Regions from separate parts of the Homo sapiens genome. Here region 1 is linked to region 2. A link is an interaction called in ENCODE POLR2A ChIA-PET data of the cell type or tissue named here. Cell type or tissue: PC-9. All regions are shown on one strand. Each heading gives the region's core, and the rest is flanking DNA. Links, peaks and the distances in the headings are about the cores only.

What was found. Peaks named below come from ENCODE experiments on the same cell type or tissue, not always from the same donor. Only the 100,000 strongest peaks of a DNase experiment are listed, where the experiment ranks them.
Region 1: POLR2A ChIA-PET joins it to region 2 with 9 read pairs; 1 of 35 experiments calls an interaction of 5 or more read pairs at or near these places.

What each region holds. Positions count from the first base shown.
Region 1 is chr5:66,960,484-66,975,835 of GRCh38, reverse strand. All of the region lies in intron 4 of MAST4 (microtubule associated serine/threonine kinase family member 4), which reads right to left. Among named protein-coding and RNA genes, the nearest start is that of MAST4-AS1, 36 kb to the left of the region's middle. In PC-9, for the core only: no CTCF peak of the experiment used is centred there; a DNase peak (open chromatin) is centred at 7,875.
Region 2 is chr5:68,398,662-68,414,013 of GRCh38, reverse strand. No RefSeq gene overlaps it. Among named protein-coding and RNA genes, the nearest start is that of PIK3R1, 190 kb to the right of the region's middle. RefSeq lists enhancers at 4,438-4,732, 7,222-7,271. In PC-9, for the core only: no CTCF peak of the experiment used is centred there; a DNase peak (open chromatin) is centred at 8,773; H3K27ac peaks cover 572 bases.

The DNA of each region.
Region 1 (15,352 bases), core at 5,292-10,291, 1.4 Mb after region 2:
TTTAGTAGAGAAGGGGGTTTCACCATATTGGCCAGGCTGGTCTTGAACTCCTGACCTCAGGTGATCCACCTGCTTCGGCCTCCCAAAGTGCTGGGATTACAGGCATGAGCCACCGTGCCCGGCCTAAACAGCATTTAAACAGGGAATACATCCCTGGACTGTGGGAAGCAGGACTGGTCATGTTCTGACTCTCTCACTATTTTTCTCCTTTAAGGATGCCCTTGTGTTTCTACCTTACACACACTTGTCCTTAATCTCTCCTGCCACAGTGGTCTGTCTTTTTTAAACTATCATGATGAGCACTCTGTGAGCACTGGTTCTAGTCACTAGGAGGAGGCAGGGGGCCACAGTGAAAGGCGCACTGGGCTCAGAGTTGGAAAAGCTGGTTTAAGTCACTGGGCTCCCTTACTCCTGGGCTCCTTCTTCTGTAACATGAACGTGAAAGTGCTCACCACACTGTCCTCACTTTGTCATTTCAGGGTCCCAGGAAAAACAAGAGAATGCAGTTTACCACTGCATTTGCTTCCTGCAGCAGCTGTAACAAATGACAGCAAACTTGTTGGCTTAAAACAATAGAGATATATTCTCCCAGTCTGGAGGCCAGAAATCTGAAATCAGTGTCAAAGGGCTGAAATCAAGATGTCAATAGGCCAGGCTCCCTGTGAGGCTCTCAGGGAGAATCTGCTCCTTGCATCTTCTGGCTTCTCTGTGGGCCAAATCCCCCTTGGCCTCTCTCACAAGGGCACTTATGATTGAATTTAGGAACTATTGAGATAATCCAGGATAATCCCCCCATCTCAAAATCCTTAAATTAATCACATCTGCAAAGACTCCTTTTTTCCTAAGTAAGGTAATGTTTACAGGTTTCAGAGGTTAGAACCTGATATCTTTGGGGCCACCATTCAGCCCATGACATACATCAGCTATATTAAGTGTTAATGCACAATTCCCAACCCATACTCTTAATTCTTATCATCTCAGCTAGAATAGAAATTCTCTGAAAATAAGAAACAACTCTTATACTTTGCAAATCCCATGAAAGCTTTCAAGGTATTATGTACAGAACAAATAGTTATTTTTTTCCATTTAGAAAATAAAACCCTTACTCTACTCAATTTTTAGTGGCCAGCATTAGATTCCATGGTAAAAAGTTCTAACATAGTCAAGTGTTTCATTTTTTATTTCTAAAATGGCCAAACCTTCTGTTCAGAGAAGCTGGAGACGAAGGAAATGCATCATAAAATGTTTCCACTGTCCGTGACAAGTGCCTTGCAGTGAGTGTCATTTGTAACGCGTTGTTAGTAATACTTCTGAATACTACCAGAACCCAAAGGCAGGAAAACTACTAGAAGCAAAATTGCAACGAACTCCAGACAAACATCTGTAAACCCCTTGCAGTCAGTCTGATTCATCTCAGTGTCATGAAATAGAAAAGCAGTGGCAGCTCATCTGGAAAAGCTTGATGTAGGCTCAAGGTGGGGATGAATTCGTTCATTCATTCATTTCTATAACAAGTAGTTGTTGAGGTCACATTATGTGCCAGATACTAGGGACTCAATGATAACCAAAATAGGCAAATCCCTTGTAATTTGTAGGTTTCATGCTAGTTGGGTAGGATAAATAAACAAATAAATAAATGTTATATATCAGGTGAGATATTCGCTATAAGAAACATCATGAAGCAGTCCAAAAGATGGTGGTGGTGTTCTCATAGAGTGGCCGGGGAAGGCCTTTGATACAGTAACATTTACTATAGATGCTAAGGAAGTGAAGGAGAGCGCCACTCAGGTATCATTTCAGTGTTCCTTTAGCTGCTCTGGACAGCTAGAACATCCTGTGCCAGAAAGTGAGGAGGTGCTCAAAGATTAATTGCATCATGTTAAAAGGACCCAGGAGCCAGCTTAAAGAGCTTCTGCTTCCCACTGATGAATTTTAGGACAACTTGACCAACAAAAAGAGGAATGCTGGTTATAGATTACTACACATCAAATATGTATTTGTCTTCCATTTTATTCTATAGAAAAATGTATGAGTCAATCTTCCTAAAAATGAAGGGAGAGAAAGGAGGGAATATTCTTCAACTGAAGAACACCAATTAATAGAAATAAACAACTGTGACAAACAGCAATGTAATAAATGATTTGAGCAAGGTCATCAATGAAAGCAAAAACCACTGGGTGAAATCTTGTTGTGAAGAGTATATTCATATGGACTAAAAATTTTACCCCAGAGATTACTTAATAAGGTAAAGGCATAGTCACCATAAAGGGAAAATCTGGCAGACACCAGCTTTTGGACTTCCTGGTGTGATGCTATGAGGAGGACATCATCACCTGTTCTTGGCAAATATGTTTAACCTGAATCTAAAGATGACAAAGCCATCAGATAAACTGAAATTGTGGGATGTTCAACAGAAAAGTTGTCTAGTACTGAGGGAAGAAGAAAGACAGTATAACTTTCTCAATTGAAGGAGACTAAAGAAAGAGATACAACAACTCAATGGAACATATGATCTTTAACTGGATTCTGACATAAAAAAAAAAAAACTTTCACAGACACATTTTTTGAAACAGCAGGAGAAAGCTGACATAGCCCATATAATGATGTTCAATTTTAACGCCATAATAATAATATAGTTATATAGGAGAATATACTTATTCTTAGGAGATACATGCTTAAGTATTTAGGGGTGAAGTGCCTGAATGTCTGCAAATTACTCTCAAATGGTCCAGGAGAAAAAAATGTTTAAATACATCTAGGGGCTAAGAGAGAAGGAAGGGGAGAAAGAGCAAATGTGGCAAGTGTTAACTGGTGAATCAAGATGAACATGGTCGTACAATTTTTTCAACTTTTTAAAAACAGGTTTGGGATTTAAAAAAAAGTTGAAGGGGTAGGAAGAGAGTATTTTAGAAACAGGGAATAATCAGCCCTGACACAGGAACATGCTTGAAGTGCTCAAGAAAAGGCAGAGTCCAATGAGGCTAGAGGGAATGAGTGAGACACGGCAGGAAGCCGGATCACGGAAGACAGTGGGCATCCACTGGAAGGTTCTGAGCAGGAGCAGCTCACACCCCACAAAAATCACTCTGAGAGCTGGATGGAGACTGATCATAGGAGGGCAAAGGTTGAACTAAAGCAGGAAGACATGCTAGAAGGCTACTACTACACAAATCTAGGGATAAATGGCAGCGGCTCAGACTAAGGTGGGATAGGAGAGGTGGTCAGCATCGCATATTGAGAAGGCAGAATCAACAGGACTTCCTAGTGGATGATGGCACATGCCCCCAAATCTACACATGTGCACACTGCAAAGATTTTTTAAAGGGAAGAATTACAGGTGGCTTTTGACTCAGAGCTTGATTAAAGTTGAGCCAAACTTGTATTTTATATAAAGAGGAGAGAAAAAAACAATACCACTGTGAGAAAGTAAATGTTCTTCTCAATGTGGGGTATCTCCATAATGTTTTATTAACTGGAGCCAGTAATGATTCAGCTAAGCAAACTGTCAGAGAAATAAGTAGAAAAGCCTAAGAATCCATGAAATTTAGCTCACGTCTTTTTCACCCGAGACTATTAGTACAGCTCTCCCAGTTTCATAATACCTCATCATTCACTATCACTTCAATTAGAATAGGCAACATCCTTGATACAAAGGTCAGGTTTTATAGTTCATTTTGAATGCTGGGTTGCAAGAATGGTATGACACTAATAATAACAAAACAGAACACTCTTCTTGGAACATTTCACATACATTGCCTAGTTAATTCTTACACCACCTCCAAGAGGCATTATTATCTATGTTACTGCTGGAGAAATGACTTTTTTTTTTAAAGTTTTCGCATTTGTATTACTCCTTTTACTGAGGCATCTCTGAGTTTCACATTATCATCACCATCTTATGCTCTCCAAGAAATCACAACTTAATTCTCATATCAACAGGGTGGGTGTTAATGGCTGTATCCATATTTTAAATGTTGGAAATAGGATTTTTAAAATGATGTGAAATGTGTTTTTCTCCTGTCACAAAGAAATGCCTTAACAAAATGGAACATAGGATATAACTTTCCCCAACACACACATACACATGCACCCACACACAGCAAAGTAAATTTTTATTCACCTCAAGAAGATCTACTAAAAAAAGATAACTGTTAAGCCTCCATAGAATAATTTCAATATATTCAAAAACAAAAATTTAATAAGTTACTTAAGTAAAGTAGTCACAATATGTGGCCCAGAAAAGACTACACAGTAATCAATCATCTTGAGCTGTGAGGCCCAAAGAAATGTTTAAGAGTAGATAGTATCAAGAAAGTGTCCGGGCTCCTTGCAAACGGGGTGAGGAATCCTTACTCAGGCCTGAAGAGGCTGGTTTCCTAAAAGGGCTCCCAGAGCCCTCTGAATAACACCGCAATGGTGAGAACACTGTCACCCCCAGGGAAGTAGCAGGCTGGCCCAGGCTGAGGGAACAAGGCACAGGCTGCTCAGACTGGAGTTGCTGGGGCCCACGGCCTGATTTCCAAAGCAAACCCAATTTAACCTTTTTTTGCATCACCTAGGCTCTGTCTAAAACAAAATTTTAAAAAAGTAATATCGGGCTCCACAAGTCAAAACATGCTCCTTATACCCATGAATGCACTCTTAACAGAGGACTAAAACATCTAGGGAACCAAGCAAGAAAGCTCCAGACACAGTAACAAATCCACCTGCCAGTAAATGGAATCTTACACTGTGAATGCAAATGAAAATGACCACAAATTGAAGTCCCGAAGAAATAGAGGCACAGGCTCTCCAACCAGATGCTTGAGCTTGAACCAGACCAGGTCACTTTCTAGACATTGGGAAGAGGGCATAATCTGTTGGTCAAACCTGGAGGTTTTGAAAGTGAAAGGGGAGTGCTTTTGAGCATCACACTGGAAAAAAAGGCATACATCAATCCGCATCTGGGCAAACTGAGATGTGTGGGCTCCATAGATAAATCTGTCTCTGTGCCTTAGTTTTAACATCTGTAAAATGAAGACAGTACCTGCCTCCCAGCCACAGGGTGAAAACTGTGTGAGTTAACATACGTGCAGCACTAAGAACAGTGCCAGGCATGTAGCAAGCTCCCATCAATGCTGGACACTAAGCCGCTGCACATGCAAATATCTAGCTTAGTAATTTCTGCCTTTAACTCAAGTCAGTAGACAAAACAGAAAAGTTAATGTGAAAAGGTGAGTGCATAGATAAAAAACACAAACCATCATGACAAACAACATGGCCCTGGAATGGCTGTCTGGGCCTGGAACATGTAGGTGTCTATACATGGATGAGTCAAGGCGCTGCAGAGACTCAGCTGTGCCAAGACCCCACGGACCTAAAAGCTCTGCTTGCCATCTGACCTCACAAGACTTCATCCCCTAGGTTCTGCAAGTTTATAGAAGATGAGCTTATAATACCCATTTTAAAAATACTATATTTCAGAAAAATCAAAGGAAACAACCTTTCTGCAGTAAGTTTATTATGCTTGCCCTTCCCCATTACTGCTACCCACTTGAAGTCTCCTACCCCACCCTGTCCTCCTCTGGAGCACCGCACACACATCCTCTTTCTTACTAAGCAAGGGAAGCCTCCAGGTGGTGGCACTGGCAGAAACCAGCAAGGGTAGGGTGGAGGGAAGTGCTAAGTGGCCTGTCCACACCACCCCAGTGACAGCTGAGACTGCCAATCTTCCTCATCTCTCCCCAGCCCCACACCCACAGGGCTGGCACCGTGTTCATAATCAGGCTCATCTCTGCTTGGCTGAGCCATTCCTAAGAGTGCCTGCATGACACAGATTTGATCCTATATGACAATTCAGAAATAAAATTCCAGGAATTCATTAAACCATCACATTCACAAAAGCACAGGAACTGGTGTCTGTAGAGTACAAAGAAATTACCATCTGGTACGAGCATCTTCAGATTTTTTCAATGTTCTCCACAAAGTGAAAGGCGGAAAAATAGAATAAAAAAGACAAATGGGACCTCTCATTGTAAAAAGCGAAAGAAACTAAAAGGGTTTAGTGGTTTAGCCGTCAGGTGACTTTCCCAGTCTTACAGGTTCCCTGTGAAAAGGAGACACAAAATCACAACATACTGCCATGTGTTTGGTAAATGCCTATGATGTCTGCCCCTCACCATGGCAACAAGTGAAGTGAGGGGGATTCAGGCAGCCATGGATACCCAGTAACCTTTCCAAGCAGCAACAGGACAAATAGGCCAGCTCTTGGCAAAATGGGACTAGGTGAGAATTACGCTGGATGCCCTCCCTGTTAAGGTGCTGTCTACCTTTCCTGCCCATCACTCTTAGGACCACCATATGCTCCATTCTTGCTCACAAAAAGTTATTGCACTAAAACCCCATAAGCTACTGTTCTTACATTGCCAGCGAGGTAGGGGATTCATAGATAAAGACAATGAGCGTTCAAGAAGTTTAACACTTGCCCAGGGTCACAAAGCTTACATGTGGTGAGGTCTGTGACCAAGACTCAGGCACCATAACTCCTAGTCTGTGAAGTACCAAACTCAAGTATCTCCAGGGCCACTTCAGGTACTGTGAATGAATGAAGCCAGCTAGGTGGGGTCTATGCTGAAATGGAGAATGGCAGCTCTAAAAGGTGCCGCAGGGACCCAGCCACAGACAGAATGTGGCTGCAAAGGAACACAGACTCACTGAAGGGCTTCGGGTTTGTAAAAGCAGCCCCCAATTCACAATTCTCTTATTGCTTCAAAGCACATTTAATGACAACTAAATAATTTATTTAGTACCTAGTTATTTAGTACCACATTATGCTACATGGGCTAGGGAGACAGCAGTATGTAAGATAGACAGGTCTTGCCCTCCAGAACTTACATTCTACTACTCCTCCTTAGAGTGACTTATCCTCTTCCGTGTGTAATCTGCCATGACTTCTGTATCATTTTCTCTGTCCCTCACCATAGCTAGGCATATCTGTTAATATAAGCTGGGGTCTAACTTTAATTAACAATGACTTTCTACTTTGTCCTAGATAATTGATATCTACTCAGTTTTTACATTTTGATGGCTATAACTTACTATTTATAGAAGAATAAAAAATAAGTCCTTTTTCTCAAGGTGCCAGCACTGCTCTCAAAACATACCTTCTATATAACTCGATCTCATGTTTAAGCACAGGTGAAAACATCAGAACAGGCTTGAGTCCCAGGGAATAATACATTCATTCATTAAATCAATATATATTTATGGGGCCTCTTCTACGTATGTCAGGAACTATTTTAGGTTTTGTGGATATATGTGTGAAAAAGTAGACAAAAATGGTTGTCCTTGTGGAGTTGATGGCACAGTGATAATATTCTTCTCTGGAAGTAGTACTATATCCTACCAGCAACATGGCATGTGTGTTTTCAGTCACAGCTGAAACAGGGAGAGAGAGATTTGGGAGATGGAAGGAGAAGAAACAGCATACCTTCTCTACTGCCAACTCTGGCATAGCTGACTGTGTGTTTATGACTCTGAGACTCCAGAAACCAAAGGGAGATGCAAAGAAAAAGATGGAAGAAGTAAAATACAAGGAACACAAGACATGCAGCCAGCAGGCTCTTGAGTGGTTATCATCCAGGAAGATGTTGGGGGATGAAGCAGAAGTACAAAAGAACATCACTACGGCATAATAGAAACTTGGCCACTGAGTAATGGTGTTCCAGCCTACAGCTACTTACTGGGTCCCTATTGATGGCAAGGCGTGCTCGGTGCCAAGAAAGCCACTGAGAATGTGAAATGAGATAGCTTCTTCTGGAATCTTGCTATCTAATCACAGTCCAGATTAGGAGCTGGCACGAGTCACATCTATATTACTCAGGAGGCACTGATGTCACCATTATACAAACAGCTCCTAAGTGGTAGCCAATTTATTAAGTACTGGGGGTCATGAGAAATTCTGAGTGGTTATGGTTGCCTCAGAAGGAGGAAAGCAAAGTTGTACATAAATTCCACTTAAGGTCTTGAAGATGCTCTCTGTCACACTGGTAACTAATAAACTGATATTTAGGGCCATATATATATATATATATTTAGTTTGTAGACAAAGTGTGTATTTTGCCTATTTCTCCAGCCCTGATGGAAGATGTTTTTCTTTTTTTTTTTTTTTTTAAGGAGTGTGAGATTTTCAAGATGGAAGGGCTTTTGAGAATAACGTAGTCTAATCCTCTGCTCAGTACAGGAATACAGTCTGCATCTTTCCAGCTCACTGGGTGCCTGGCCTTCCTGATGGTCTGATGAGGCAGCCCATTAAAAGTTCAGAAATCTTCCTTAGAAAATTCTTTCCTTCATACTGCGCCCAAATTTGTCTTACCACAACCTCCATATGGCAGTGCAAGGTCTTACTACCCAGACATACTAAACAAAACGTAAGTCCTATTTAGCAACTGAGCTGTCCTGGAAGCTGCAGATGTCTTATTTCTGGCCAACCTTCAGGAAGCCTGGCCTGGAGAAGCCCCTGGAGTTCCGCTGGAGATGGAGAGCTGACTCATGTCTCTGTACAGCCTGCCTCCAGGGTTTTACTATGAAAAGAATAGAATCTTCCATTGTCATATTTAGAAACTCTGTGTGTCATCACCTCAAAAGGGCACAGACACTGTGATACTCACCACCACCACTCTGTCCTAGACCTTTAAGCCCCACCATGAAAAAGGAATAAAGAACAAATCTGACCCATCACAATCAATGGTAGGAAAACAAAATCTGTGCAGGGATACAAAACATGCTTTTTCTGTGGTAACAGCATGAACATATTTGGAGTCTTGCAATTTATAATATTAGACCATCATTTTGGGGCACACTATCAGGGATACCCAATTCCAAGCTGCCAACCAGATATCTCTACCTACAACTTTCTCACTGTGTTTATGACCAGACTCATCATTACAACATTTTCCTCCCTCACCAACTCTGTTTTTTGGGGTTCAAGTCACTAATGCTAGAAATTGCAGTGTAAGTAAGTCAACTCATTGAAAATTATCTACTGAACACCTGCTATGGGGCACCTTTATTTCATCAACTTCTACAACAAAGATTGCTAACTATTTAACCAAACTTATTTCCTCCTTTTCCTGGGCACCAGCCAGCCATATTTCCCAGGCTTCCCTATTGTTAGATACAGTCAGAATACCACCTTCTAGGCCATGAAATGTGAATGGAAGTGATGTGTGCCACCTTCAGGTCTGTCAGTGCACCACCCTCCATGCTCTTTCCCTTTCCACCAGCTAAATGTTGATGCCCAAGGCATCCTTGAAGGCCATGGGTTAAAGATCCCCCTGGATCCCTTAATGACTCTATGGAGCAGATCCTCCTGCAAACCCTTCATCTATGAGTGAACAATGCAATTCCATTGTATTTGAGCCATTGTATATTTATTTGGTGGTTGGTATATTAGCAGCACTGTAACTAATACATCTTCTATTTCTTATTCACTCATTTATTCATTCTTTAATAAGCATTTTTTCAAACACTTAGTACATTCCATATACAGAGTGAGGCACTGGGGAAATAAAAATGACTAAAGAAGGTCACAAGGTCTACCTAAACCAGATAATTAAAACTCAATATAAATGATCTCAGAGCAACATGTGTATGTCTTAAGTTAGTCACAGTGGAAAGATTTGAGACTTCATTTTCAGTCCTAGGCTACTATTTAATCTCTGTATGGGTTAGCATTTTCATCTGTAATCAAAGGCAATATTCATTTCTGTCTCACGTAGTGTTGGGTGGATTAAATGGAATGAAACCATGTACATAAAACCAGTTGGCCAACTATAAAGAACTCTGCAAATTTTAATTTAGTTTATTGCAATTGTCCTACTCCCAGACCTGTTACTCATTATAGATTGTACTAGCATCCTCATTGGAGTTTCTGCCTAAAATACAATCTATTCTTAATATTGATAAGGTACGTTTCCTCAGTTTGAACTCAGATTGGTCATTTCCTTATTCAAAACATCTTCTGACTCCTGAACACTTACAAAATGAAAGTCAAACTTTTTAGCTTTAGTATTCAAGGCCTTACATAGCATGCATGCCCCCAAATTAATTTTCAAGTTTATATCAATCTCTATACAGTTCCAAACTTTTCTTCTATTTCACCTATCCTATGTCCTAGTGACACACATTATTTCTACCATATACTATGCTTTCTTACATCCTAGATTTTTTTTTCTCTGTCTGGTTTTATCCTTCACCGCCCCCCCCCCCGCCCCCACCAATCCCTCCCCACTGAACCTCCAATATTTTTCAAGGTCCAGCTCAAACGCAACCAGTTCCCTAAAACTTTTTCCCCAAAACACTCTTCAGAACCTCATCCTCCTCTGCACTACCTTAGCACTGAATCTAATTTTCTTTTCTCTTCTACTAATGATGCCATCTTCATATTGAATAGCCTATTGCCTTTAGGAAGAATAAAGAAAAGGAAATACAAGCATTGTATTTAATGAAAACATATTACACTAAAGAAAAAAAGTTCAGGACACAGTTCAATTTCTTGCAGTTGGATAACCAAAATGGACACATTAGAAGAGCAAAGGAATTCTCCAGATAGGGAAAAAAAAAAAAAAAAAGCAAAAAAAAAAAAAAAACTACTCTTATGTTTTAGGACCTATTAAATTCAGGGGATGCTGTATAAAAGCTATTACACAAAACTCTCATGTTGAAAGTCACTTTTACAATAATAAGTATAATCCCATCAGCAGAAGAGTAGAACTAAAGTTCCAAGTCATTAATTTGTTTCCCTAGTCGATTATTCTTTGCAGATTTCAGTTCGGCCTTACTTTAGAAATATGAAAGAAACAAATTTGTTAAATTGTCCCACTGATATCATCTAAAGCTTGTAAGTTAATATTTTTAAGGAAGTGGCCATAAGTGGCAAATTCGTCATTCATTTGCGTTTATGAAATAAAAAATATTCATAAAAAAATTTAAGTTGCCCTTTGCATCAACGGATAATTTGATTCTACTTTCTTCCACAGGATTTTTTCTTTTTTGAGACGGAGTCTCACTCTTTCGCCCAGGCTGGAGTGCAGTGGCCAGATCTCAGCTCACTGCAAGCTCCGCCTCCCGAGTTCACGCCATTCTCCCGCCTCAGCCTCCCATGGGGTAGCTGGGACTAAGGCGCCCACCACCACGCCCGGCTAATTTTTTGTATGTTTAATAGAGACGGGGTTTCACCGTGTTAGCCAGGATGGTCTCAATCTCCTGACTTCGTGATCTGCCCGCCTCGACCTCCCAAAGTGCTGGGATTACAGGCATGAGCCACCGTGCCCAGCCCCATAGGATTAGGATTTTTAAAAAGGGGAAAGGGACGCTGGGTACACTATGTGTGTCTTCCGATTAGATACAGGAAGATTCACTATATCCATAAATAGTGAATTCATGAAAAGTCTATTAGAATATACATACCATAGATACTATAGTAGCAGTATTTTCTATCGTGTATTCTTATAACAAACTATGCTAAAATGTAAGAGTTCCTTGGGGATATTTCTCTAACAAACAGAGAAGAGTGAATATAATCAGCCTATGAGTGAGGGGGTAGGAGTATATACCTTGGAGTTCTAAAAAATGATTTAAAAAATATTAACACTTTAGACAATTTAAATACATTATCCTGTAAATAATAGTGTATAAAATAGTTTGAGGCAACAGGTATTATAATACTCTCATAGGAATTAGGAAATGTTTTCTAGAAACCAATAAATTATATCTTTATATTGATCAAAACTTACAGAATTCAGTGCAGATCATTCCCTAAGAAAGCAAAATGAAAAACTGTCACATATACACACACATTGAACAATGAGTCAAGAGACACCAAGTGAAATATGAGTAAATATGCTAAATAGAGTAAGTGATCAAGTAAGTCACCAAGTAAACAATTCAACCAGTTTCCTCACCCTGTGGATTGTGGATTGCAGAGTCTGAAGTAATCAAATGCTGGTGGTGGGAAATGGGGCAACAGAAAGACAAAGCAGCCCTGGGCAGGCCCTGGAGCATGCTTACCTCCAAAAGTGAAAGGCCAAGAGAGGACTACAAGGACTGCCTGGGCTGGATGGGGTTGGACTCAGGCTCCTGGGAGTGAGACTGAAAGTTAAAATAACGTCATTCCAAGTGGGAGAATTGATTGCAGTAAAAATAGCATAGCTCAGTTAAGGGACTGTGTTCCCTTTAGGCCAGAATCACTATGGCAAGCTTATCTACACCACTAGGTAATCATCTAATCACTTGCCCTTTTCAGCTCTAAAATACAGAACAAGTAAAATGCTTCCTGCTGAAATTTACATTTTAAAAACTACAGCTGCCATTTTTATTTGAGCCTTTTCTTTGTCACAAAGCAACTTGGCAGATAACTTTGACATGTGATTTTTGCATCAAAGAAAATCCAGTGCCATTTTATATTGAGTATATTTTATTCTAGATTAAGAAGACAATGCAAATAAAAATTTAGGTGAAATATCGTAGTTTTTACAAAGCAAAGCAACTAACATTTCCCCATAGGAAGATGCGTTTTTAAGCACTTTTGCAAGGAAAAACAAGTCTTCCTTATAACAAAGACCCAATATTTTATCTAATCCTCAGGGGCAATGATAAAAAGTGTTCCTATGCATATATTCAAAATAAATAATTTCAAAAATTATTACATGTAGTTATATATTATTTTATCTTCCAGAGAGGTCTTCTCAAATCCAACTGTCAATGAACCATTATAATCCCTGACCCCCCACTCCCCACCCACCCATCCAAACCACCATGATTATTCCAGCCAATTCTCAAATATTCATCACAGTGTGGTTGGAATAGAGTTCATTCATCTTTTTTCTTTCTGGCCTCATGTCTCTTTTTTTAGGGAGATAAAACTTAAATTAGATACAGTACAACAATTTAACCAATAGATCTAATAGATCTATTAAAGCATGGAGTTGATGCTAGTCAGTTACCAACTATTTTTACATGGCAAAATCAAAGTAAAAATTAGCTAAGTATTCTGTAGGTATTCTTGCCCCAACTCTAAGACTGAAGTGAGCAATAGAAACTCCTGCTATAGTGCAATGAGTTTCTTTCCTGTCTTTTGTTGTTGTTGTTGTTCTTTTTGAGACAAGGTTTCACTCTAGTCACCCAGGCTGGAGTGTAGTGGCTTACTGCAGCCTCCACCTCCTGGGCTCAAAGTGATCCTCCCACCTTGGCCTCCCAAGTAGCCAGGACTATAAGCACACACAACCATACCTGGCTAATTTTTGTATTTTTTGTAGAGATGGGGTTTCAAGATGTTGCTCAGCCTGATCTCAAACTCCTGGGCTCAAGTGATTCTCCTGCTTCAGCCTCTCGAAGTGCTGGGATTACAGGCGTAAGCCACCATGGCTGCCTTTTTACTTTTTTACAGATGGTGTCTCCATATGCCTCCCAGGCCGAACTTGAACTGCTGGGCTCAAGAGAGCTTTCCATCTCAGCATCCTGAGTAGCAAGAACTATGGGCATGCACCACCGTGCCTGGCTAGTGCAGAGAGTTTCTTAAAGAATGTTATTTTGCCTCTCCGCTGGACGATGGCTCTACACTGTATCATGTTTTCCTATCTCAGAGAATGAGGTCTTGAAACAGAGCTGCATTTTGGTTGATTCAAGCTGGTTGTGCTCTTCATTGGCACAGAGGGTTGGCAATGATGGCTAAAATCAGATTTGGGCTTACTATGGTTTGCAAATCCTAAATGCCATCCTTGTCTCCCATTATATGGATAATTGAGACTTGGCTGTATTTGTCTTAAACTAAAATATTAAATTATTGCTCAAATGCTCTAATTAAAAAATATAATGTTTCAACAGAGTAAAGTTTTATATCTTCTAAGACCATTCTCTGATTTGGTACCAGCACTTGTAATTAGTAAGGAATTATTTTCCTTATACACTCAGAGCATATTCAAAAGCTGCTGCTCTTAAACATGCTGTACTCTAACTTAGCAGCTCATTGGAAAGCTCTCAGGAATGTCCCCTGATATGTCCATCATTTTGTCTATGTACAGTCTTATCTATTCCTTCCTGTCCTAAAATCGGCATGCATAGGCACTAACACCATTCCCAGTCTCTATGCGGAAACACACATGATGAGTGCTACGAAGTGTCTATGTACCCAATTCTATACTTACAATGAAAAAAGAAAAAACAAAAAAATCTACCTTTCTCAGAAACTGGAAAGCCAGGCATAGGCTATTTAGGCATCATAAATTTCTGTATAAATTAACAACTTATTAATTTCTGAAATATATATTTGATGTCTCACACCTAAGATTTCAATATCTGAAACAGGAATCAGAAACTGCCCTGTGTTTACTGATAAATCCAATGGAAAATTCTAGATTGCATCTACAGAGCATAAAATAGGCTCATATAATACTCCACAGCTGCAGTGCTTATGGAATAAACTCTTCTGAAAGAAAAACAGTAATGTCTGATGAACATTCAAAAGCTGTTCTACACATTTGCTGTGTGAGTTAAGACTGTAAGATTCCCAGATAATTAAATTTATATACATTAAATCTGCTTTTAATAGAATCTGTGATAAGACTTTCCATTATAACATTCCTCTGCAGTGGCTAGAAGTTGAATTTACTCAAAGACTGCAGAATTAGCTTTCTCCATGAGTGAATGTAAAGTTAGCTATGTCCATTTTAGAGTAATTTTGCATTTCAAGGTAAACAAAATGTTCAAAGTAAATCACATACTAATACTACAATGATATTTAAGAGTGATTCTCTATTCCACTCTCACGCTCCCTAGGCAAACAGAATTACCTATTTTAAATGCACAGTAATATTTACCAAGATAAGAGGATAGAAGGAGGGGGCGTGGCCTGATACCAAAACAACATCCAAAGATCCCCTGTGTTTAGCTGACTGTTATGTCCTGTGTCGACGCTGGCAAGGTCATAAAACTCGTGGCATAATTCAGTCCTTCTAATCATAAAATGGAATGTTTGACACAGCTGAGTTCATATTTTTAAAAAGTTACTTTGAAGTGTCTCCTCTTAATGTAGACAAGATTGAGAAAAGAAAGAAAAAAAGTAAAGGAAGAAGAGGAAAGAAAGAAAAAGCCTAATGTGAAATGATATCTACTAAGTCCAAAGAAAACAACCAGGAAACAGCACAACAAAAAACAGAGGCAAAAGCAAAGCGGGAGGTTAATGCCCCTGGGTTTTAAACACAGAGCTATGGCTTAGTTATGCATTTCCAGCTAGAGAGAGGAGGGTTAAGTAGAAGAATGAGTGCATGCCACTAAAATATTCCACACAGATGGTGAGAGTTGAATGTTAGGGTGG
Region 2 (15,352 bases), core at 6,031-11,030:
ATGCAGAAGAAAGGGCTCTGGAGCCAGAGAGTCTTGAAGAACATCCCAGTTGAGAAACTGGGATTTGAACCTTGTTCTGTGTGGCTTTTCTTCTCAATATTCTCAAGTTGAGGTTAATGATGCTTATTAGACAGAATGTAAGTCATGTGAAAAAAGCATTTTAAATGTCAGTAATGACACCTTCCTCCTTCCGATTGTTTACCTCAATTTATCTTGTTTCCCAAGAAATGTGAGTAACTCCCTTTTAGAGAAGGATTGCATCTCAGTTCTACTTCTTGGTCTCATCCACAGGTACAGCCCAAAACACAGCCTATTCATGAAATTGGTGAACATTCTGAATCTTGACCACAAACGAGATTCCCAAGAATAGTTTCCAAACCCAAAGCGATGACGCTATCCAGGACATGGAAGGAAGGTTTTCGCACCTTTGAGCCTTTTATCATCTCAGGTCTCCTTGTGTTTCTGGGACTTTGGGGCATTAGGAGCATTTTGTAACACAGTGGTTCCCTTGGAAGTGTATGGGTGGGGTTGCTGTTTACTAAGGCAAGTTTGTGGCTTGGTGAAGCTGCATCATTTGCATCTGTCTCTGTGAAAAGATAGCGGACCATGATGCAGTAAGGACTTTGGGCCTCAACTGAGTCAACCATTCATTTGTATTTCCCACGTGCCTACTATGTATGTTCTAGGCTCTGGGAATGTGAACAAGAGAGACAAAGTTCCTGCTCTTATGAAAACCATACATGATTTCTATCTTCTGGATTATAGTGTCTATCCATGGAAACCAAGGGGAAAGTAGATAAAAAATAAATGCATAAGATGCATTCAGATAACGATAAATGGGATTTTTCTTAAAGCAGCATGTTGTGATAGAGAGCAAGTGGTGCTGGGAGGAGAGGTGGGCACTATTTCAATTGGGTACCATGGAAGACCTCCCTGGTAAAGAGGAGATTGGAACTGAGATGTAAACATACAGAAGGATCTAACCGTGTAGCTCTTTCCAAGCACAGGGTTAGCAAGGATAAGCTTGATGTATTTAAGAAACTGCAAAGATGGCATGATAGAAGATGCAGAGGGCAGGGCTGAAAGGGAGGAAGTCAGAGCTGGGCAGGAGCCAGATCATGAGGGTCCATGTAGCCCTTATAGACTTAGTAAGAATCTGGGGTTTTCTTCTTGGTAATTTTTTTAATTGGAGGGTTTTAAGCAGGGGAATTAAATAATTTGATTTACACTGATAAGCATCGTTTTTGAAAAAGACACTTGCTTAGATTACATAGGATAATTTTCTACTTAATTCAGAGAATTATATGTTTTTCTATGTTCTGGTAAGAAGTGGATAATGAAGATGAACATGTCTCAATTCCAGTAAAAAATGTGATGACAGGCCAGGTGCGGTGGCTCACACCTGTAATCCCAGCACTTTGGGAGGCTGAGGCGGGCAGATCACGAGGTCCGGAGATCAAGACCATTCTGGCTAACACGGTGGAACCCTGTCTCTGCTAAAAATATAAAAAAATTAGCCGGGCGTGGTGGCGGGTGCCTGTAGTCCCAGCTACTTGGGAGGCTGAGGCAGGAGAATGGCGTGAACCTGGGAGGTGGAGCTTGCAGTGAGCCAAGATCACGCCACTGCACGCCAGCCTGGGAAACAGAGCAAGACTCCGTCTCAAAAAAAAAAAAAAAATGTGATGACAAGATCCTAAGGGTATAATGCGATTTTTAAAATGACATCAAACACCAGTGCTGCTTTGTTTTAGAGAAGATTCTAGGGAGGGAGGTTATTTTGAGAAGATGTTATTGAGGAAACCCTCCAAAATAAAAGCCCAATGACGAAGAGAAAATCTTAGTGCAAATATATACATTTAGCTCTGAGTTTCAAGTGTTTAGGTTTGATGATAGCTTTTTGAGTATAACTGCCATTAGTGACTGACTCCTTGGTTCAAAGCCAGAGTATATGAAAGCGTTGTCTACTTGAATTAAATTTCCGATATGCACAGCTAACTCATATCTGATAAAAGCATAAAATGTTCCTTGAAATATTCTGGAATAGAGGACCACATGGCCTAAGTGACAATAATGGCCACTCTGCCATGGAGTGAGTTTAGTATCACAGTGCTGTCTGAGGACCCGTCTGTATAAATACGTGTTCAGAGACTTCAGAAATGGGCCCTTTGCTCTCAGCCTGCCCTATTCCCCGTTATTTTCTAGGAAATGAATACTCTAGCTTAAGAATCCTGAGTGGGTGATTAATGTTAGTGACAGTGTATGCACCTATCTATGTCATTCATTAGACCTTGCCTTGCAGATTCCTGAACTATTCATGATACATTTGTGAATTTTCTACTTGCACTAGTATGCTGTTCTGTAGCAAAATAGGCCTTCTGTGAAAATATAAATATTTAAAATATAAATATTAGAAATTATGGGCAATAAAAATAATTTTTTATCTATACACGTATTAGAATGATCAAAACTCAAAACATTAACCATATCAAATGTTGGTGAGGATGTGAAGGAAGCAGCAGGCACTCTTATTCGTTGCTGGTGGGGATGCAAAATGGCACAGCCACTTTGGAAGGCAGTTTGGCAGTTTCTTACAGAACTAAACATACTCTTACCATATGGTCCAGCATCATGCTCCTTGGTAACTTATGTCTACACAAAAACCTGCACAGGAATATTTATAGCAGCTTTATTCATAATTACCAAAACTTGGAAGCAACTAAGACGTCCTTCAGTAGGTGAATGGGTAAAAAAAAAACTGTGGTGCATCCAGACGCTGGAATATTATTCAGCGCTAAAAAGTAATGAGCTATCAAGCCATGAAAAGACATGGAGGAAACTTAAATGCATATTACTGAGTGAAATAAGCCAATCTGAAAATCCTGCATGCTATATAATTCCAGCACCATGACATTCTGGAAAAGGCAAAATTATGGAGACAGTATAAAGATCAGTGGTTGCCAGGGGTTGGGGGAAGGATGAATAGGCAGAGCACAGAGAATTTTTTGGCAATGAAGCTATTCTGTATCTACTTTGATACTATAATGGTGGATACATATCATTATATGTTTGTCTAAACCCATAGAATATACAATACCAAGAGTGAATCTTGATGTAAACTGTGAACTTTGGGGGATAATGACATGCCAATGTGGGTTCATCAGTTTTAACAAATATAGGCACAGATGTTGGCAGTGGGAGAAGCCATATATGTGTGGAGATATGGAGTATATGGTAAATATCTGTTCCTTTCACTCAATTTTCAGTGAACCAAAACTGCTCTGAAAATCTATTTTAAAAAAATAAATAAAGCTATAACTTATCAGTTTTTATTGAACACCTACTGTGGGCCAAGAACTAAAAATTATGTTGAGATTCAATAATAAACAAAAAATACAGTGAGCTGGCTTTTCTGATAGAGAAGTAAGAAATATGTTGGTTACAATGGGAATATGTGCAAGGGGACTGCCTCCTGATTCTGGAGATTAGGAGAGTTCCCAAGTGATATATAAACAGAGATCTGTGCAATAAAAAGGAGTTTGGCAATGTGTAGGGCTAGGGAGAAAGGAGGCAAGTATATTGGAGGAAAGAGTGCTCAAGGTAGAAGAGACATGAGCAGATTGCAAAAGGGGGTTAGAATGAGGATGGAGAACAAGGAGCTGAATGTGGCTCAGGTAGGCAGGAAGTAGATGAAATCACTATTAACGACTTAGTGCTGGAATTTCCAACCACTTGGGAATTCAACATCTTTTCATTGTTTAATTTTAATTACCTTTTCATCTTCTCTGTCACGTCTCTCAGAATTATATACTTAATTCTCAAAAGTGAGAGTAAATACATGAGAATGCTTAGACAAGCCTGTGACACAAATTGAAGAAGGTATAATGTATTTATGTGAGGTAATTGAAACGGAGAAAAGGAGAATGAGTGACGGACTCCATGTCACACAGGGGCTGAATGGAAGAGCTGGGATTCAAACGCAAGCAATCTGGCTTGAGTCTTTGCTTTCAGTCAGTTTCCATGCTGCTTCTGAAGTGTTCATGTCAGAAATACCACTGTAGCATATTAATATCTCAGCCCACATTCCCTAAAAAGCCAAGCCTGAGCCAAAAGCATGTATTAGTGGAATAGAAGTTCTATTAATATAATTTTTAATATCAATAGAATATTTTGATGGCTTACAAGATGTTTTTGGCTTACTTTCTTGCAAATGTATTAAGTCATCAATTTTATTCATTTCACTTAGAAGTAAAACCCCTACTGAGCTGCCCATAGCTCCCAGAAAACTGCTTGGTCTCAGAATGTTTTCAGAAAAACTGTACAAAGATACTTCATCTCTGAATACCTCATTCGACAGAAGGTAGGGAGAATTTCTCTGCTAATTCCTGGCCCCACTGGTAAACGTTGTTCCAAAGGATATTTAACTTGCCTGTACTTTTTAGGTTGCGGTTACATGGATGCCAAGTGGGTCCAAGGCATCTCATGTCTCAGAAGCAACAGAAAATTCCTAGAACATGAGGCAAGAGGCTTGAAGCGTGGACTGAAGTATGGTGCTGTTGGGGTGTGTCCTTGAGTCATTTGCAGGCCTGGGGGAGCAGTCAATGAAGCAGCCTGCAGTCAAGGCTGAGGCAGCAATGACTGGGCTCCATGAGCACAAGCTTTTGCTCCACTCAAGGCCAAAATCAAGGAAAGTGAATAGACCTAGAGTGATGCATGAACTGGACCTGAGGACACTTCCAAACTTCTGATGACATTAAATGGAAGGGTATCAAATAGCATATCATACACCTATTATTGAAGCATAGAATAGGCCAGATCTGAACTTATTCTACAATTTGTCTTCATTCTATTGGTAATGGAGAAGGGCTCAATAAGGGCATTGTCCTTTCTGACACAACCAACCACACAATTGCAAATTGACTGGGAATGCAGGTGAATGGAAACTGGGACCCAGGCCTAAAACTCCTGATGAAGTCAGAATTTAGATGATAAATATTAGAGTTATCCCACAAAGGTACTTAATAATCCTAGGAGGTCATAAATAAAACAATTAATTTAAGCTATCTAAACACTCCCATAACCTTCATTTCTTATATGATCCTTAGATCCTGCCACATATTAAAATTACTTAGAATCCTAGAACATGAGGCCCTTGAAAGTTGTTTATCCTGTTTCTTCTTGATCAATTCGCATATTTCTGGGTAAAATTAGCAACTCAGTATAATTTGTTGACTTAAATGCAATTTTGTATTCAGGGCCAGCTATACAATTTGCAGGGCTTAATGCAAAATGCAAATGTAGGACTCATATTCAAAAAACAGGAAGTGTCATTATAGCCGAGCACAGTGGCTCATGACTATAATCCCAGCTACTCAGGAGGCTGCAGTCAGAGAATCACTTCAGCCCAGGAGTTCCAGGCTGCAGGGAGCCATTATTGTACCACTGCACTCCAGCCTGGGTGACAGAGTAAAACCCTATCTCAAAAAAAAAAAAAAAAAAAAAAAAGACCAGCTTATTGAAGGGGGCGGGGAGGAGAATCCTGCCAAAGTTCTAAAGTATAAAGCTTTTTCCTATAAAATATTTTACTTGCAAAACATAGGAGTAACTGATACATGAGTAACAACACAAACTTACAAATTGAAAAAAGTATTTTTGGTGCCTTAATTTTATATAATCAATAAATACAACAAATTAATCAGAATTAGAAGGTAATTTAATAAATTAATATTTTGACTGCTTACAAGATGTTTTTGGCTCACTTTCTTGCAAATTTATTAAGTCATCTAATATGGGCTGGCTCTGTGCCCCCACCCAAATCTCATCTTGAATTTTAATCTAAATTGTAAGCCCCACGTGTTGGGGGAGGGGCCTTGTGGGAGATAATTAGATCATGGGGGTGGACCCCCAGTGCTGTTCTTGTGAGAGTGAGTGAGTTCTCATGAGATCTGTTGGTTTTATAAGGGGCTTTTCCCCACTTTACTCGGCACTTCACTTTCCTGCCGTCATGTGAAGAAGGATGTATTTGCTTCCCCTTCCACCATTATTGTAAGTTTCCTGAGGCCTCCCCAGCCCTTCAGAACTGTGAGTCAATTAACCTCTTTCCTTTATAAATTATCCAGTCTTGGGAAGTTCTTCATATCCGTGTGAAAATGGACTAATACATTATCAAATTTATACTTTCAGTAACTTCATTTTAAAGTATATTGAAAATGATGTCATCTTGACAAATTCAAGATTAAAAAGAATTTTTGATAATTTTTAATTTTAAGAAGAATCTGGATACAACTAACTGGAGTTAAGAGTTCTTTATAGGCTATGATAACATAAGCATCACTTTCTGATAATTTCAAAATATAAATTGTTTAACACATCTGGAACTGATTTTCTAGAATATTTTTTCTAAAATGATTTAACTCTTCATATATATTAGTTCTGTGTAAGTTTAAATTTAATTATGTATGTAAATTTATACAATGGCCTTTAAACGTTTCCTCTGACATTTCCTGTAAACCTGTGGAGGTCGTATAAGAAACCACAAGTTACTTCATGATTTGTATATGAATGAAAACACATACTTATGCATTCTGTTGCCATATCTTCAATTACAAGGAAATTTTTAGTATTAAAATTGCTTTCTTCATTAATAATTGGTTCATCTAAAGTGTCATGTGAAAATAGTGGCTGGTTGGTTTGTTTGCTTGTTTGTTTTTCTCATTTAACACTATAATATTTCTGTTCTATTTCTTTGCTAAATCTCTATAGAGATTTGCTTTGTAATGTTGTGGTGGCAGTTTTTAAAACCAAAGATTCTAAATGCTTTGAAGAATTCCTGTAACTCCCTGATGTGCTTTATGTTCCTGTGTTCACTTTTGTTTTGTAAAAACTTACTCTCAGAGTTTACTGCTTTCACACTGGCAGTTCCTGTTTCAGCATTAAGAAGTGGAAGAGTTAATATTTGTGTAGGCAAGGCGTGGTCAGACAGACAAGCTAGCCTCCCGTCACGGGTCCCCATCCTGTCCCCAGGTGAAGCTTCTCCTTTCTCCCGGGGCTGTGACCCGTTGTGCAGATACTTTTGCTGCTGCTGTTGATGACATGAATCTGGGCCTAAGTCGAGCCCCAGCCAACCCCTTTGACCCCTCGGTGCCCTGGACTGCCTGGAGGCTACTCATGTGCTGGACAAACAGGCCAATTGCTGGAGCATGCAGCTTGCTGTGCTTGGCACAGCTGCTGCTGGATCGCAATTGTGAGTGCTCACTGCTGTCTGGTAGATCTTCTCTGCTCACATAAATACTCAGATAGAATTATTAAGAATCCTACAGTGGTGACAGAAGAGCATTAAACCAAGTGTGGGCCCTTGCAAGTGCAGAGCCTTGTGCAACTGCACTGATCGATGGAACAGGTATCACACCCATGAAGCTGGCCCTGGCTTTATCTTAATTTTAGAAAGACATCTGTCTGCTGTGAAAAATATGGGCCAGATCAATGGCATTCAAACGTTTTAGATTCCAACCACAGTAAAAAGTATATGAGTACATTTTACATTATGACTCAGAATACACACACACACACACACACACACACACCTGTATACCTCTGCAATGAAAGTTTCCTGAAACAATACTTGTAATTAACACATGAGCAGCCCTTTTATATTTTCTGTACATTTTTTAAGGCTACTAACAACCCACTCAACTGATTTCACAACCTATTAATCAGTTGCAACCCTGCAGTTTGGAAAACACTGGGCTAGATAGTGGTGCCAGTTGATAGCTTGATGATTATAATAGTCTGCATTTTGCATTTTAAAACTTTGAAATATTGTCCATTATCTAACTGAAAAATCTTGCTCAAAGGCAGTTGATTGTAAGAATAGTTGTAAAATAGGAGAGAAGTGTTTTGTGATGCAAGACAGGGCTCAATACTCAGTGCTGCCTGCTTGAATAGTTTCATCAATTATTTGGATAAAAACGTTTTATTCCCATTCGACATGTTAATTGAGCACAGCTTCTGTGCTGAGTCCCATTCTCTGGCTGGGGTTGTTCACAATCAGATGAGCCCAAACATGTGAATCAGTATGATGAGGTTAAATGCTGTGACAGAGGTCAGCACCAGGGCCATGGGAGTACACAAGAAGAAGGTGTGCACTCTTCACAATGCAGACCAGTCAGGCACTGTTTTGGGAACTTTTAGGGAAAGCTCCCAAAATACAAATTATGAATACAATCAAAATGAGGGGGATGGAAACAATGTACATATTCTTTTGCTCATCCCCAGTATATACAGACCGTATTGCATATACAATAAAATGATGTTCTAAAACAAAAATGAAAATAGCTTGACTTAACAAGTGATGTCAGAGGTTCAAAAAAGATTTGATCCAAAAAGAATCTCTTTTTTTTCTCTTGATTTCTCTTGATTTTTTCAATGGGGTTTACATAGCTTTTTGTTTTCTTGTTTGTGATGGCTAATTTTATGTGTCAACTTAACTGGGCCACAGAGTGCCCAGATATTTGATCAAACATTTTTCTGGGTATTTCAGGGTGGGTGTTTTTGAATGAGGTTAATGTTTAAGTCCATAGACTAACTAAAGCAGATTGCCTTCCTTAATATGAGTAGGCTATATCCAATCAGTTGGAGGTCTAAATAGAACAAAAAGTCTGACCTTCCCCTGAGTAAGAGAGAATTCTTCTTCCTGACTGCCTTCAAATTGGGACATCACCTTTTTCCTGCCTTCAGTCTTGAACTGAAGCATCAGCCCTTCCTGGGTCATAAGCCTTCTGGCCTTTGGATTGGAATGATATCATTCGCTCTCCTGAGACTTTAACTTGCTGACTCACCCAGCAGATCTTGACACTTGTCAGCTTCTATACCCACACAAGCCAATTCATTATACTCTCTCTCTTTTTCTCTAAGAATATATAAATACATATCATTTGGTTCTATTTTTTCTGGAAAGCCTTGACTAACACATTGCTATAAAAATGTTTTAAAGTTATTTTAATGTTCTTTTAATTATAAAAAGCAAAGTAACTTTATTAAAAATGAAGCCAGGTGCAGTGGCTCACACCTGTAATCCTAGCACTTTGGGAGGCCAAGGCAGGGAGATCACTTTAGCCCAGGAGTTTAAGACCAGCCTGGGCAACATAGTAAGATCATGCCTCTACAAAAAAGTAAAATAAAAAATAAATTAGCTGGGTGTGGTGGCACCTGCCTGTGGTCCTAGCTACTCAGGAAGCTGAGGTGGGAGGATCACTTGAGCCTGGTGGTCAAGACTGCAGTGAGCTGTGATTGTATCACTGCACTCCAGCCTGAGTGTCTAAAAAAAAAAAATTGAGTGGAAGGTAGTGAAAAGCCAAAAATAAAAAAATGAAGGTGGGGAGGTAGGGATAAAGAAGGAAGAAAATAACAAGCTCCATAATCCTCCCAACTTTAACCCCTTTTAAGAACCTTAATGTATATCCTTCTAGATCTTTGTGTATATTAATATGTTTATACATACTTAGTATTGTGAATATGGAATTATAATTTATATTTTTCTATAAGCAGTTTTAGTTTTTTCACTTAATAATACACAGTCAGCTTTTTGTGCACATGGGTTCCACATCCACAGATTTAAGCAACAAAAGGATTGAAAATGTAGCTAGGCCTACAATTGTTGTGTCTATATTGAACATGTATAGACTTTTTTTCTTGTCATTCCCTAAACAATACTGGGTAACAACTATTTACATAGAGTTTACATTATGTTAGGTATTATAAGCAATCTACAGATGGTTGAAAGAATAGGGGTGGATGTGTACAAATTATATGCAAATACTGCACTATTTTATATTAGAGACTTGAACATGCAAGGATTTTGGTATTCCTGGTGGGTCCTAGAACTAATCCCCTGTGGATATGGAGGGACCACTCTATTTTCACCCTGTTTCCACGTTAGTAAATCTTCATCTTCTACATCTTTTGTGGCTAACTAATATTCCATAATTTGTTGTCTAATTCTATGTTAATATTTAGATTATTTCCAATATTTAAAAAAATAATCCAAATATCCTTAGAGCTATTCTTTGCACATATCCATTGCATTTTCTCAAGATAAATTCCTGAAGCAGAATTTATTGGACATAAGACATATACATTTTTAATGTTTTTTGTACTTTTTGGGGGGAGCATGAATTGCCTTCCAGAAAGAGTGCCCCAATTTAGGCTTCTGCCCACATAGTATGAATGCCTAACATGCTTTCTAAATATGTAACATCTACAAAAAATACAAACTAGAGAAGTAATATATTAGATGACTATAAAAACTTCCCATAATCTCAACAGTTTTCATCCTAAAACTACTAAGATGAACATTATCAGAAATAACTAAAAGGTCTTTCATTTAAGTCTGTAAAAATAACTTTTGCATATGCAAGTTGCAAAAAACCTGTGGTGTCTGGTTATCTATGGCTGCATGACAAATCACCTCAAAATTTAGAGGCTTAAAACAACATTTATTTTGCTCACGAATATGCAATTTGGGCAGGGCTTGGTGGGGACAGCTCATTTCTGCTCCACTCGGTATCAACTGGGCGGCTTAAAAACTGGGGGCTGGAATCATCTGCAGGCTCATACATCACATGTCTGGAGGTTGATGCTGGTTGTTGGAGGGACTTTAGTGGGGCTTGTCAATCAGAACACCTACATGTGGACTCTCCGTGTGGTTGCCTGGTGTGCTCACGACATGATGGCTGGGTTCCAAGGGCAAGTGTCCCAGGCTGGAACTCATCTTTATAACTTAGCCTTAAAAATTATATAGTGCCATTTTCTTCATAGTCACAGGCCTGCTTAGATTCAAAGGAAGGGAATATAAGCCCCCCACTTCTCAATGGGGGAGTGTCAACATCACATCTTAAGAAGAGCAGGTGGAATGTAATATATTGGTGCAGTCATCTTTGGAAAATACAATCTGCCACATGTCCTGTGAAGAACGTGTTTTAGCTTCAGGAACAATGTGAATGTACATTTCCTGTACGCCAGCTAGAATCTTAAGTTGCTCTGGAATGTATGTTCCTAAATATATGAAGCACATATTTCCCCCTAAAATTAGCCCTCAAAAAGGAGAGTGGCCTTATAGTTGAGTCTGCATATGATAGATGACTTTACTATTGTTTGTGTAAGATATAAACCTGAAACAAATTCAATATTTGCTTGTTTGGGAATGCTTAGAGAGGTCATCTGATGTGATCAGTCAAAAAGAAGTAAAGAAAGTTTAAGAAGTTATTTATTTATTTATTTATTGAGACGGAGTCTCACTCGGTCACCCAGGCTGGAGTGCGGTGGCACAATCTCGGCTCACTGCAACCTCTGCCTCCTGGGTTCAAGTGATTCTCCTGCCTCAGCCTCCTGAGTAGCTGGGATTACAGATGTCTGCCACCATGCCCGGCTAATTTTTTTGTATTTTTAGTACAGACGGGGTTTCACCATGTTCATCAGGCTGGTCTCGAACTCCTGACCTCATGATCCACCTGCCTCAGCTTCCCAAAGTGCTGGCATTACAGGTGTGAGCCACCGTGCCTGGCCAAGTTGAAGAAGTTTTGGTCGTTATTCTTGGAATATGACTTCACAGCAATAACTGTTCTAGGCCACTGAAAATATTTTAAAGATCACTTTGAAAAGTCAAATAGTAAGTAGTAGACACACCCATAGAATAAATGTGTGAAGATACTCCCCTAATGTTAACAGAAACAGGTATCTATGGCTTGCAATAACATTTCTAGTTTCAGCGTCATACATTTATCTCAAACAAGTTGGACAGAATTGAACACGACACCCTCCAGAAACAGTGTGAGATGATTCAAATTGGTTTACATAATGACAAAGTCAGGGATATCAAAAGTGGATTTAAAAGGTTTGAATAAAATTACTTTATAAGATGTAAAGAAAAAAGCAAGTTTTCTAAAATGATTATTTTGTGAAATGTAATTAAGGTAGAGATGTCTTATGAATAAATTAATATTAGTAAACAGCTGACGATCACCTATGTATCTGATATGGTTTGTGACATGGTTTGGCGTTGTGTCCCCACCCAAATCTCATCTCAAATTGTAACCCCCATGTGTCCAGGCAGGGACCTGGTGGGAGGTGGTTGGATCATGGGGGCAGTTTCCCCCATGCTGTTCTTGTGATGGGGAGTGAGTTCTCACAAGATCTGATGTTTTAAAAGAGTTTGGCCATTTTCCCCTCAGGCTCTCTCTCTCCCCTGTCACCATGTGAAGAAGGTCCTTGCTTCCCCTTCACCTTCTGCCTTGATTGTAAGTTTCCTGAGGCCTTCCCGGCTATGTGGAACTGTGATTCAATTAAACCTCTTTCCTTTGTAAATTATCCAGTCTCAGACATATCTTTATAGTAGTGTGAGAATGGACTAATACAGTTTGGATGTTTTTTCCTCTCCAAATCTCAGGTAGAGACGTGATTTCAATGTTGGAGGTGGGCCTCATGGGAGGTGTTTGGGTCATGGGGGCAGATCCCTCATCAATGGCTCAATGCTGTCCTCACAATAATGAATGAGTTCTCACTGTGAGTTCATGTGAGATCTGGTTGTTTTAAACAGCCTGGCACCTCCCCCTCTCTCTCTCTTGCTCCTGCTCTCACCATGTGACATGCTGGCTCTCCGTCACCTTCTGCCATGATTATAGGCATCCTGAGGCCTTACCAGAAGCTGATGTTGGCACCATGCTTCCCATAAAGCCTGCAGAATTGTGAGCCAATTAAATATATTTTCTTTATAAATTACCCAGCCTCAGGTATTTCTTTGTAGCAATGCAGGAAAGCCTAATACATACCATCTAACAGATATGCTAACCAGAGCTGACACTGTCTAACAAATAATACTGACCAAACACTGAATGTGGAAGAGACGCTGAAGTCTGAAATGTTTTATAAACCATCTGAGATTTTTCCTTTTAAATCCATGTGTGGAAACTCTCAATTTATATTTAGTATTCAGTTCATGATAATTCCTTGGTCCATAATTAATTTTTCCTGCAAATTCAAGCTTTTAAAAAACTCTTTTTATTACCTGGATATTGGGTAGGATTGTGGGGGTGTGAACTTGGATAAACAAGAAATGTTTCTCTGAATGGCAGAATATATGGGTTTCTGTTACAGACTGATAGACTCTAAAGGCATAGCAATTTAGTGTGCATGTTAAGAAGTACTGTTTCATAGAACATATTTGAGATATTCCCTCTAATTAGCAAAAAAAAAGTACCTGGTCAAAGAAAGGTCAGTCCCATTTAAGGTTATTGTTGGGGAGAGGTGTTTGATGTGGTCACTGATGATTTGCCGATGGTGTAACCATTGGGGTGTCTCCTAAAGTATCGATACACATACATGTGTATATATATGTGTGTGTATATAATATACATAATATATATAATATACACATGTGTCAGTCTGTTTTGTGCTGCTATAAATGTAATTTATAAAGAAAAGAGCTTTCATTAGCTCACAGTTCTACAGGCTGTACAAGCGTGGCACTGGCGTCTACTTCTGGTGAGGCCTCAGGAAGCCTACAATCGTGGCAGAAAATGAAGTGGGGCAGTGTGTCCTATGGTGAGAGAAAGAGCAAGAGAGGAGGAGGTGCTAGGCTCTTTTAAACAATCAGCTCTCATGTGAACTCAGAGTGAGAACTCACTCATTTCCTAGGGCACCAAGCTGTTCATGAGGGATCCATGATCATGACCCAAACACCTCCCACTAGGCCCCACCTCTAACACTGGGGATCTCATTTCAACATAAGATTTGGAAGAGACAAATATTCAAACCATATCAATATCACATGTATATGTTGACTTTCTTTATAAGCTACAAAGAAATACACAACAAAATGTCTATAAGGAGAAAGTCAACAATAGTATTTATAACACCTCAACACTACTTCACAGAGTAACCAATATTAAGTTTGGTGTGAATAATTCTCTGTATATCTATATCTTAATTGGCTTTTTCCCAAAAAAATATACAAAAAACACTTCTCACCTAAGCTTTTCTCACATAGCGGCATACCCTGGACATGGTCAATATTCTATAGTCATTACATAAAGCTCCAGCTCATTTTCTGTGACACCTACATAACATCCATGGTGTGCCTGTAACATATTTGTGATTATCTAGGTTGTATCCAGTGTTTTGCCTTTTGAGCAATAAATATTTTTGTAGCTGCATCCTTGTATAATGATGTAGCATGAATCTCTAAGATGGATTTCTAAGTTAAAATGATATATATTTCAAATAGTACTAGAAAGTGCCTTTCCAAAAAAGTTTTAGCAGTTCCCATTCTCACTGAATTGTTTTTTTAAGTGCCCCTTTCCCTACCCCTCACTCCTGCTGGATGTTTAAATATTTGTTGTTTAATATAGTAGCCCTTAGCCATATGTGGCTACTGAGCACTTCCAATGTGGTGCTTCCCCTTCCGCCATGATTGTACTCTAGTGGAAATGTACTATAAATGTAAAATACATGCTAGATTTCAAAGATGTAGCATGAGAAAAAAATGTAAAATAATAATTTTTATATTGATTATATGTGGGAATATTTTAGATAGGTTAAACAAAATTTATTTCTAAAATTAATTTCACCTGTTTCTTTTTATTTTTTGAAATATTTGGCTGCTAGAAAATATAAAATTACAATATATCATGCACATTTGTGGCTTCGACTGTATTTCTGTTGAACAGCAATGTTACAGGTATTTAAAATTTTTGCCAGATGACATTGAATCATTGCCTGAATAGGTTGTTTTGTTTTCATTTAAATTTTGAGTAGGTAATGTATGTACAGAGCACACAATTCGAAAGGAAAAACGGTGCGAGAAATGTCATTTTCTATGATGCTACAAAAAAATTACTATAAACTTAGCGGCTCAAAACATTACGAATATATTCTCTACAGTTCTGGAGATCAGAAGTCCAAAATGAGTTTCGAGGAGTGTATTAGTCTGTTTTCACACTATATAAAGAAATGCCCAAGACTGGGTAAGTTATAAAGGAAAGAGATTTAATTGACTTACAGTTCTGCATGGCTGGGGAGGCCTCAGGAAACTTACAATCAAGGCAGAAGGGGAAGCAAGCACCTTTTTCACAAGACAGCAGGAGAGAAAGGAGTGAGCAAAGGGGGAAGAGCCCCTTATAAAACCATCAGATCTCATGAGAACTCACTCACTATCATGGGAACAGCATGGGGGAAACCGTACCCATGATCCAGTCACCTCCCTCCCTTGACACATGGGGATTACAATTTGAGATGAGATTTGGGTGGGGACATAGAGCCAAACTATATCAGGGAGCTAAACTTAAGACATCAGCAGGGCTGC